Regions from separate parts of the Homo sapiens genome. Here region 1 is linked to region 2. Evidence: chromatin loops called from intact Hi-C (ENCODE). Cell type or tissue: MCF 10A. All regions are shown on one strand. Links, peaks and the distances in the headings refer to the core of each region. The heading gives the core; the rest is flanking DNA. Region 1 has its middle 42 kb from the start of IGFL4. Region 2 has its middle 7.2 kb from the start of IGFL1.

Region 1 (5,381 bases), core at 277-5,276, 140 kb before region 2:
TAAGTTGGAAAACGTGCGTCAGAGGGCCACATCCCTTCCTCGAGTTCAGGCTACCACCTGACTGCAGGTCAGAGCTGGAAGAGACAGTGAAAATGTAAGTTTAAATAAAGATTGTCGTTTTCACTTTTACATACTTAAAGCCATTTTAAATGAGTCACGGGCAGATATTTATTAAATAAAATGACCAAAAAATTAATGGGATTTGACCTAACTTTTATCCTGGGGCAGGGGAAGAACTAGCACTGCAGAATACATTTAAGCTGCGAGCCGTGGCTCCTGCCTGTAATTCCAGCACTTTGGGAGGCCAAGATGGGAGAATCACTTGAGGCCAGGAGTTTGAGACCATTCTCATCAACATAGCGAGTCAACTTAGGGAGATCCCATCTCTATTTATTTTTTAAAATAAAAAAAAGAATAAATTTAAAAGGAAAGAGGTGTGAAAACGACAGCTACTTAGTAATTAAATTCTGTGAGTCATGGCTTGTTCATGGGAATGATTCTATTTGAATGTTATAATAATTTTGTTTCTAATTTCAGAAAGTATTTTGGTCCTTCTGACCAAGTCTTTGTATCTGTGTAAATCATGAGTTAAAGAAATAACTTTCCAAAAAGAGGTTGAGATCTTCTGATTCAGGACTTAAGCATTGTGAGTGTCAAGGGGGTGTGGTGTCAGTGTTGAGATGTGTGGCCCTGTCCCTGTTGGTGGTCTTGGTTTCAGACTTCTGTCAGGAAAGAGTCAGACAGTGTTGACTAGGAAAAGGAGTTCTGTGGTGTCTGTGGTTTGGTCTGTGGTAATTTTGCTGAGCCAGAAAGGGAATTCCAGCCTTGATGTCCAGGGCTGACTCTCCGGGCAGGCTGCCCATTGGTGAGTGGGAGCAGTGCCTGCTGTGCTTTCAGGACTGTGTCCATCACTTCCTGTCCAGGTGGACACTGTAGCGCAGGCTTCCCATTGATGGACGGGAACCTGATCTCCCTGTGCTTTTACTGCCATGCTCATCACGCACTGGGGATCATCAGCCCACCTTTTAAACCCAGCCCACAATTGGCCAGTTATCTTGTGGGTGATAGTGCAACTGTCTGTGTCGCCAGGCTTCCCACACAACTATCTGCATCTGGTTTGGACTGGCTAAACCAGGCCACACCAAAGGTCAGGGGAGCCTTAGATACATAACGCTTATTTCAGGTGTGAGGGAGCATGTGAAGGCACCCTGATTGCATCTTTAGGAAGTGTTCATTATCGTGATTGCGTTTTTATATGTAACATTTAAAATATTGTCTAACTTATTACTTTAAAATAATTTTAGACTTACAAAGAAGTTGCAAAAACAGTATGGTGAATTTGTCTTTTTCACTCAGCTTCCTCTAATGTTGCATAGCCTTAATAAAATTATTGAAACCAGAAAACTAATACTGACATAATACTATTAACTGATCTGCAGACCTTATTTGAGTTTCATCAGTTGTCCCACTCGTGTCCGCTTTCTGGTCTAGGATGCAATCCAGAATTCAGTGTTGCAATTCGTTATTGTGTTTCCTTACTCTCCTCTATTCTAGGATAGTTCTTCCTTAAGCCTTACCTGTCTGATAAGCCTTGTCTTATCAGACAGATAGTCTTGTCTGTGTATATGCAGCCTAGCCCTCAGCCAGGAATTTGGGGAAGACTCCACAAGGACATGTGGTGCTTACCTCTGCACAGTTCTTCTTTGATACCATACCTCAGAGACTCCAGGCTCACCAGCTGCCCTGAATGCCCTCAGTGCTGCAGAACTGCTGTCCTGTGCTCAGATCCCAGCTATCTGCATTGCACTTGGGAAATTGTTCTTTGACAACTTGTTTATCTAAGGGCTCACCCTGTAAATGTCCATCCCTTGTGGAATTGCAGTCTTGTGCTACCTGTTGTCTGGTACCTAAACACAGTGGCTTCATATACTTTATTCTGTGTGCAGTTTTATAGTTGTTAATGTCAAGAGAGCTAGTCTAGTTTCAGTTAACACCATCATGGCTAGAAATGGGAGAATCCTCACTTTCATTTTGAAGGCTATTTTAGCAGAGTATACACTTCTACATTGGCTGTTTCATTCTTTCACTCTTTAATGAGGAAATTCCTTGTTAGTACTATTCATGTCCTTGGTTAGCAGGCCAGTCATGCTTTCAGGAGTCTAGTTTTCACACCATCTTCTCTTCAGTTCAAATTACTGTTACTTTCCTTTTCTGTTTCCCCATACCTGGGTCCATGAAGATGTATTTACTATTACTACTATCATTATTAAGACAGTTAAACTCTCCTGGGTTCCTAGGTGGGAGAGAAGTTTAACTGTCTACAAGTATAAGGGGAGAACTGGAAGGCAAAAGAGGGTAGCCTTTTGGGGCAAGGTGTTTCTCTTTAGAGAGACTGTAATTCTCTTGATCCCCACAGGGTGGAGGTAAACTTGGCTGGTTTCCTAGTTCAGTGCATACTAAACCTCTGAACTTGCTTGTGTGCCACTGAAGAGAGGGAAGACACATTGAGGAGAAATGCGGAGCTGATACAGACAGGCATATTGTACACAACCAAGATAAGTGGGATCAAGCCGCCCTGTAAGAGAGAGGGTAGAAGCAGGGACTTCTGGCTCCCTGAACTGTTAACTGTGTCTCCATTTTTTTTTTTTTTTGAAGACACTCCACTCTGTCACGCAGCTGGAGCGCAGTGGTGCAGTCATGGCTCACTGCAGCCTTGATCTTCTGGGCTGAAGTCGTGTCTTCATTTTTGATAGGAACGTTATTTTGACAAAATGTGGGACAGCTGATGAGCCTATAGATGTAACTCTCTGATGTAGTCAGTTAGTCATATGGGTAGCTCTCCTTGACAAACTGCATAGGAATCTCTTTTGTCCTCTTAGTAGGTGGTAATTTTCCCCTGGGTGTGGGATGGCTAAGAAGGACTTGCACAATTACATAACCATGGGTGACATCTCCAGAAAGAAAACCTCCGATAAACATGACATTTTCTCTTTTGGGGCATTTGGATTCAGTGCATTTTATTGGCAACTGTCCTATGTGTTTAAATTCCTAGAACTGAAACCCTGGACGCACGGTAGCTCATAATTCTTGTTACATAAGATAATTTGTTTATTGTTTTAGTTTTCAATTAGTTTTTCCTTAACATATAACTGAGTGCATCATAAACAATTTGCTTTAGAATTTCTACTTCCAGGGCTGTTACTGACTGGATGCAGTGCACAAAGACATACGTATAAGACTATTTTTTTGTGATATTTTAGAGCAATGGTGAAAAGTTGGGAACAACTTAAATCGTTTTCAACAGAAGACTAATGAAATAAATTACTGAAACTTATTCACAAAATGGAAATCTAGGCAGCTGTAAGAAATGGATATGTGCTCTTAGGGATTTAAAGGGGTGTGTATAACATTATCCCATAAAGACTAAAGTGTGGTACGTGTGTACATTTATATTAATATGTATGCAAATGTGTAGAATATAGAAAAATTCAGACACTATGTTGTAAACACAGTTACTTTGGGGAGGAGAGGAGGTGCGATGAGAGAATACCAACCATGGCTGTATAATCTCTATTTCTGAACATACACAACATTTTTCAAGAAAATATATTACTTTATTATTTGAATTATTATTTTCAGCCATATGTATAGACTGAAAGGAGAGAGAGACAAGGAGACAGAAAGAGACAGTGACAGAGAGGACAGAAGAGTCACAAAGAGTGGGAGGAGAGAAAGGGAAGGACCTTAGCCACAGAAAGTTGAGAGGAGAGTAAGTTGGAAGAGGTAGTGATTAGAGATTTTGCGCATTGACAGTGGTTGACTTGGCTTCTGGGGTAGGCCCTGGAACAAAGTCCTCTGATCCTCGGTTGTTTGGGAATAGTCAATTATGTAAGGGTATTCTGGTGCTACCAGTTTTGTGCAATGGTGGGCATTTACTGCTATAAACTTCCCTCTTAGACCTGCTTTTGCTTTTTCCTACAGATTTTGGTATGTTGTGTTTCCATTTTGTTTGTCTCAAGAAATTTTTAAATTTCCCTTTTAATTTCTTCACTGACCCAATGATTGGTCAGGAACATGTTGTTTAATTCCCATGTCTTTGTACTGTTTCTGAAGTTCCTCCTGTTACGGATTTCTAGTATTATACCATTGAGTTAGAAAAGATACTTGATATGATTTCAGTCTTCTTAAATTTGTTAAGACTTGTTTTGTGGCATACATATGATATATCCTGGAGAATGCTCATGTGCAGTTGAGAAGAATGTGTATTCTGCAGCTGTTGGATGAACTGTTTTGTATAAATCTATTAAGTTCATTTGGTCTAGAGTATAGTTTGAATCTGATGTTTCTTTATTGATTTTGTTTTGTCTGGTTGATCTGTCCATTGCTGAAAGTGGGGTGTTGAAGTCCCCTACTATTACTGCATTGCTCTCTCTCTTTACTATTACTGCATCTGTCTCTCTCTTCAGATATATTAATATGTTAGGCCATTCCTACATTGCCATAAAGAAATAGCTGAGACTGGATAATTTATATAAAAAAAGAGCTTTCATTGACTCACAATTATGCAAGCTGTACAGGAAGCATGGTGCCAACATCTGCTTCTGAGGAGGCCTCAGGAAGCTTACAATCATGGCAGAAGGCACAGTGGGAGCAGAAGCTAGAGAGAGAGTGTGTGTGGGAGGTGTCACACACTTTTAAAAAACCAGATCTTACAAGAACTTATCACCAAGGGATGGCACTAAGCCATTCATGAGGGATATGTCCCCATGATACAAGCACTTCCCACTGGTGCCCCCTCCAACACTGGGTATTACATTTCAACATGAGATTTGGTGGGAATACAAAGATCCAGACCATATCATTCCACCCCTGTCTCCACATCTCGTGTCCTTTTCACGTTGCAAAATACAACCATGCCTTCCCAACAGTCCTGAAAAGTCTTTACTCATTCCGGCATCAACTCAGTCAAAAGTCTCAAGTCTCATCTGGACATGAATTCCTTCCACCTATGAGCCCGTAAAATCAAAACAAGTTATTTACTGCCAACATACCATGGGAGTACAGCTATTGGGTCGCTCTCCAAAAGGGAGAAGTTGACCAAAAGAAAGGGGCTACAGGCCCCAATGCAAGTTTGAAACCCAGCAGGGCAGTCATTAAAACTTAAAGCTCCTGCAGTGAGCCGAGATTGCGCCACTGCACTCCAGCCTGGGCAACAGAGTGAGACTCCAGCTCAAAAAAAAAGGAAAACAAAAAACACCAAAAGAAAACAAAACAAAACAAAAAAACTTAAAGCTCCAAAATAGTCTCTCTTGACTCCAGACTGTAGTGTTGGGTGCATGTGTATTTCATATAGTTAAGTCTTCTTGTTGAATCTGACCCTC
Region 2 (5,381 bases), core at 203-5,202:
TCATGACATCATATATGACATCAACAGTGGTGCTGTGGAATGCCCAGCTAGTTAAGAAGCACAAAGGAAAATATTTCAATAAAGGATCATTTGGCAACTGGAAAAAAAAAAAGAAGAAAATCTTTGGTTTCATCTTGAGGGAAAGGCAAAAGACACTGCCAGCCACTTCCCCAACACTGTCTCTGTAGATCACGTCACTACTGTGAAACCTAAAGAACTGGCCTTTGAGGGATTTTTCAGATTTAGCACTTCAGCAGACTCAGGGCTGTCGCATGGTCCTGAGGCTCCTTGAGTATTGCTCCTGCCTGTTGGGCTTGTTCCACCCACTCGGCCTGGCTGCACTCAGACCACACTACCACGTCAGATCCCACACCCACCACAGGCAAGCCGGGCATGGAGTGGTGAGCGGTGTGTCAGCAAGCGAGCATGAGGTCTGGCCACTGTGCACAGCCAAGCACTCTGGCTGCTTTGGTGGAGTGGGCAGCTCCATGAGCTGGCATAGATGCCATCTCCATGCAAGGCCGTGGCTGGCCCAGATGCAGGTGCCTGCAGCAGAAGCTGCATGTGGTACATCTGGACAAGGGGAACATGGCAGTGCCTGGAAGCTTGGAGACACCAAGAACCACAGAGCCCCAAAGAGGGTGTCACAGCCTAGCTTGACAAACCCCTAGGTCTCCAGTCCTCAAAAAGCTGCAGCTTTTCTCTGCTTCTTGTTACTGGTAATGTGCAGAGTGGGAGGTCATGTTTCAGCCCTGTTCGTGTTACAGTTCTTTCAGGGGCTGGGACCTAAGTTCTTTTTGCAGGTAGCAGGGACCAGCCTATGTGCGTGAAGTGTGCAGGTGGAACACAGAGCACTCCACCCACCCAGGTGGATATCAGAGGATGGGCGTTCAGGCACTAGTGAGGCCCAACCCTCTCCCTCAGTGACATCTGCGTTCCTAATATTCTTTTTGAACATCTGAAATTCCACCAAATTCCTGCCTGTCATCTGGGAGAGACTCCTTGAGGCCAGGTGGAAATCACACCCAGGTGTCACCAGGATAATGATTCAATCTCTTCTGCACTTATTCCAGAGGGCAAGCCCACGACAGGATGAAATCCCAATGCTCTCCTGTGTGCCACGTTCCAGAAGCTCAGGTTCCCCAGCAGCACCTGGGGTTGTGGGAAAGTCTTTCCTGAGGCCAGCCTGGGGCATCTGGGATCAGGGGCTGCTTGCCTTTCTGGAGGGGCTCAGCTCAGGACTGAGGGGGATTCTGGGCTGGAACAGGAGTGCCTGAGTCCCGTCCAGATGGTGTCTATGAGCTGCAGGGGGCCCTCATGCCAGGTTCTTTCTTACATAGAGGAAACTAGGGTGACAAAATGTGACCAATGGGAGTTGGAGTTTACTCTTATTTCCAAGGAAGCCATGAGAGTCCTGTGACCCTGGAAAGAGATGGGGTCCCCAATAACTAGGGACATGGCAGTGAGTGGTGCAGCCCGGCTTCCTGTCCTCAAAGAGTTTCAGGCCCACTGTCCCTGGACAGTGACAACCCAGAGTGGGCAGCTCTGGGATGGGGGACAGACACAGGCTGCTTCTTTGGGAATTTTGATATGGGGTTTTAGTGGCCCCTGCTGCTTGCTGGGAAAATTCCCCACCTTGGAATTGTAATCGATTTCAGGAGAAATGACACACAGTTGCTCATGGATATAAAATAAATTTTATAACCAAAATAGAACCCAGTGTCAGCACTCCCCAAGAAGAAGGATTCAGGCTTGGTCCAGTGTGAAGCAAGTGGGCACTTAGGCAGGTGGCTTTGCCTATTTTTTGTGCATGGGCCCATGGTGAGGGTTGCTGCATGTGGGCTGGGTTTTGAGGGGTTCGAATGTCTTTCTGCTGTGCAGAGAGGGAGCACATGCTCTGCCCAGATGTGCAGTGGATGTGACTAAGGACTGGAAAGCTGATAATCTCCAAAACTGAATGTTCTTGCCATACAGGGAGATGAAAGGGCTGCTAGAAAATAGCTTATCTAACCCTTTGAGAAAATGTAAAGAAAAGGTTCCAACCCAGGTGTGTGTGACCGCAAAGTCTCAGGATTGCTGAGACAGGGGCTTTTGCATCCACGGAGCCCCGGGTTGGTCCCGCTGCCCTCCCTCCCACTCAGCCTGTGACTCCCTGGCTCTGTCATCATCTCCCTCTGCTGATTTCTCTTCCCAGCCTGACTCAGCTGCCCTGAGAGATCAGGACCAAGGCCAAGGACGGCCAGCTGGGCTCCTCCCTCCCCAGAGACGCCAACCCAACCCTGCCCTGAGGAATGTGCTTCTCCTTGGCACTGGCTGGTCTCCAGACCTAAATTCAACCCTCTTTTTAGCAGGCTGAATGCCAAGCCCAATCTCAGCGCCCCCAGGAAGGACCTAGGACTGAGGCTGTGAGCTCTCAACTTGTTTTTTTGGGGCAACAGGCCAGGGCAGCTAGCCAGTGATTTTAGGAAAGACGAGGTGAACCTGTGCTCAGAGGATTTTTTCCTCCCAGTGTTTAGTAACTGTTTGGCTGTGACTCACTAGGAAAAGCTCATATCACATTATTTATGGCTTACACACAGCCCAAAAGAAAGTTTAATTAAACAGACGAATAAGATACTGTAGCGTGCACATTCCTCTATTCTTTACTGATGCTAGTTTAATATCTAAGATACCCATGGTGACAAATAAATTGGTTCACAACCTGAAGAAGTGTCACAATCCCCATGTTGGAGATCACTGCTCTACCCTGCAGCTGCAGGACAGGGGAGGCCAGAAGTGAGAGTGAGAAATGGGGTCGGGGATGTGAGTGCTTATCTCATCCACCCATGAGAGCGAGTGGGCCTGCAGGACTCTGGAAATTGCATGAGTATTTCTGCTCCATCAGCCTCCTGCCTGGTCTCCTGCTCCCATCTCAATCCTCCCAACCAGCCTCCTCCCAACAGAAGGACACACGGACTTTCCTGAATCACAATCTGATCACTTATATTTCCTGCTTAGGGCCTGCCTGTAGCTCGGGTGCACTGAGAAGAAAGACCATTTCTCACCGAGGCTCATAAGGGGAGGTGGACAGGGGAAGCGATGGGTATGGTGGGAGCTTCCATGGCCTCCTTGGACTCCAGATCCTTTCAGCACCTCCATGTGTTCAGCAGCCAGGAAGTTCAATTCTTCTTGTTCAGGAGTTTTTAGGCTGGGCATGGTGGCTCACACCTGTAATCCCAGCACGTTGGGAGGCTAAGGCGGGTGGATCACCTGAGGTCAAGAGTTCAAGACCACCCTGGCCATCATGGGGAAACCTCATCTCTACTAAAAAATACAAAAATTAGCCGGGCGTGGTGGCAGGCACCTGTAATCCCAGCTACTCGGGAGGCTCAGGCAGGGAGAATTGCTTGAACCTGGGAGGGGGAGGTTGCAGTGAGCCAAGATCGTGCCACTGCACTCCAGACTGGGTGACAGAGCAAAACTCTGTCTCAAAAAAAAAAAAGTTTTTATACTTTGGTCTTTATCGCCTCCCCATCATCACCTTTCTTGGAGGTTAGTGGGTGACACCGAAGGTTCCTTCCCTCTAATCCTCAGATCTTTTGGTCTTTCTTCTGGTGACTGCCGTGATGCTGAGGCTACCTGGAGACCCTACCCTAAGTCATATTTTTAGCATGAGCTAATGCTGTGTGATCTGAAAGAGGCTCATTAGGAATAACAAAAGACACTCCTGTCACTCAGGATGTTCCAAGTTCAGCATCATAATAGGAAGAGGGCCAAAGAACACACATTTTCATATTACAGCACACCTGGTAAGCCATGGGTTCATCAGACTGGACCCCCCTTACTCTGCCAAATTTGCAGCACTCATGAGTTACCAATCCCAAGGGAGGACTCCCACTGCAGGGAGGATGGCAAAGGTCACCACTGCGCTAACCACCCGGAATAGGGGTCTGAACACTTCAGCCACCGCATCTTGGGCTGCACTCTGACTACACTGAGCGTGGTGAACAGAACACCCACAGCCACAGCCAGTTCGACAAAGCAGGTTAATTACTTACAGACAGGCAGCGAGGGACAGCGGAAGCCTAGGCTGCATGACTCACTGGTCCCCCGAGGCTCAGGAGCACGGCCCAGGGCAGATAGAGTCTCCCGTGCTTGCCCCACTTGCACCACAGCTGAGGACTCAGCAGTGAGCTCTGGGTTTTATATGTGGTGGACACGTCCTGGGCTAGTGTTACAGGAGACCCCCTCTGGAAGGGATGGGAATGAGGCCAGGGCTGTCCTGGGCAGTTTCTCTGTAGCTCAAGTTGTTGCATTCTCTGGGAAGAATAGAAACGAAGCCCGGGCACTTTCAGGCAGTTCCTCCTTTCTTAGGATGGTGCATTCTGATATAGTTTGGCTCTGTGTCCCCACACAACTCTTCTCTCAAATTGTAATCCCCATGTGTCAGGGAAGGGGCCTGGTGGGAGGTGACTGGATCATGGGGGCAATTTCTCTATTGTTGTTCTCATGATAGTGGTCGAGTTCTCACGAGATCTGATGGCTTAAAAGTGTGTGGCAGTTCCCTGCTCCCTCTCTTTCTCTCCTGCCATCATGGAAGATGTGCCTTGCCTTCCCTTCACCCTCTGCCATGATTGTACATTTCCTGAGACCTCCTTAGTCATGAAAAACTGAATCAATTAAACCTCATTCCTCTATAAATTATCCAGTTTCAGGTCATTCTTTATAGCACCATGAAAATGAACTAACACGCACTTCTAGTGCATTCTACAGTGATTCTGGGAACTCTGGGCAAGAAGAAAGGTGGGAAAGCCAGAGCCATCCAATGATTGTCTCCTGGTGCCCTCCTCCAGGAAGCCATTTCTGGTGCCCTGGGCACTGCTCCCAGCCTTGCTCATCCTGGGTCATCACTGTTTGGAGAGGTGTCTCTGTCCTCCCTGGACTATGAAAACCAGGAGGGCAGGACCTGGAACTAAGTCACAACTGTGGCCATAGAATCCACTAGCACAGAGGAAGTGCACAGGGTGTATTAAATGAATGAATGAAAAAAGTGAATTGACGATGAAAGCCCTATGTTCAGGGTGTGTCTCACTCAACCTGTCTGTCCTGTCATGGTGACTTGGTGAGACTTGTTGCCTGCAGGTCTCCAAACCTCCCTGTCTTCCAGACAGCCCCAGGGCTTCCCTGTGAAGCTGCTTCTCAGCTGTGCCCTACAGAGTCAGATGCATGGGGGACGCTCTAAAGCTGGACTCCACAGCCCACCTTTTCCCCGCTTAGCCCTCCTAACACAGGACACAGCCACATGCAGGGCTGCAGGAGCCCAGGCTGCCAACAGCATCAACCACCTGCTAGGAGAGGGTAGGGACGGGTGAGACTCAGAGCCTTCCAGCTTACTACGTTTA

What was found. Hi-C counts contacts between places; a loop is a spot of excess contacts. Peaks named below come from ENCODE experiments on the same cell type or tissue, not always from the same donor. Only the 100,000 strongest peaks of a DNase experiment are listed, where the experiment ranks them.
Region 1: it touches region 2 in a loop (8-fold over the local background); 2 of 110 quality-filtered maps call a loop at or near these places.

The regions. Positions count from the first base shown.
Region 1 is chr19:46,079,994-46,085,374 of GRCh38, forward strand. It overlaps a transcript of IGFL2 not described here. Among named protein-coding and RNA genes, the nearest start is that of IGFL4, 42 kb to the left of the region's middle. In MCF 10A, for the core only: a CTCF peak has its summit at 2,405 (motif pointing right); DNase peaks (open chromatin) are centred at 848 and 2,438.
Region 2 is chr19:46,219,866-46,225,246 of GRCh38, forward strand. It overlaps the pseudogene RPL12P41. Among named protein-coding and RNA genes, the nearest start is that of IGFL1, 7.2 kb to the right of the region's middle. In MCF 10A, for the core only: no CTCF peak of the experiment used is centred there; DNase peaks (open chromatin) are centred at 2,346 and 4,120.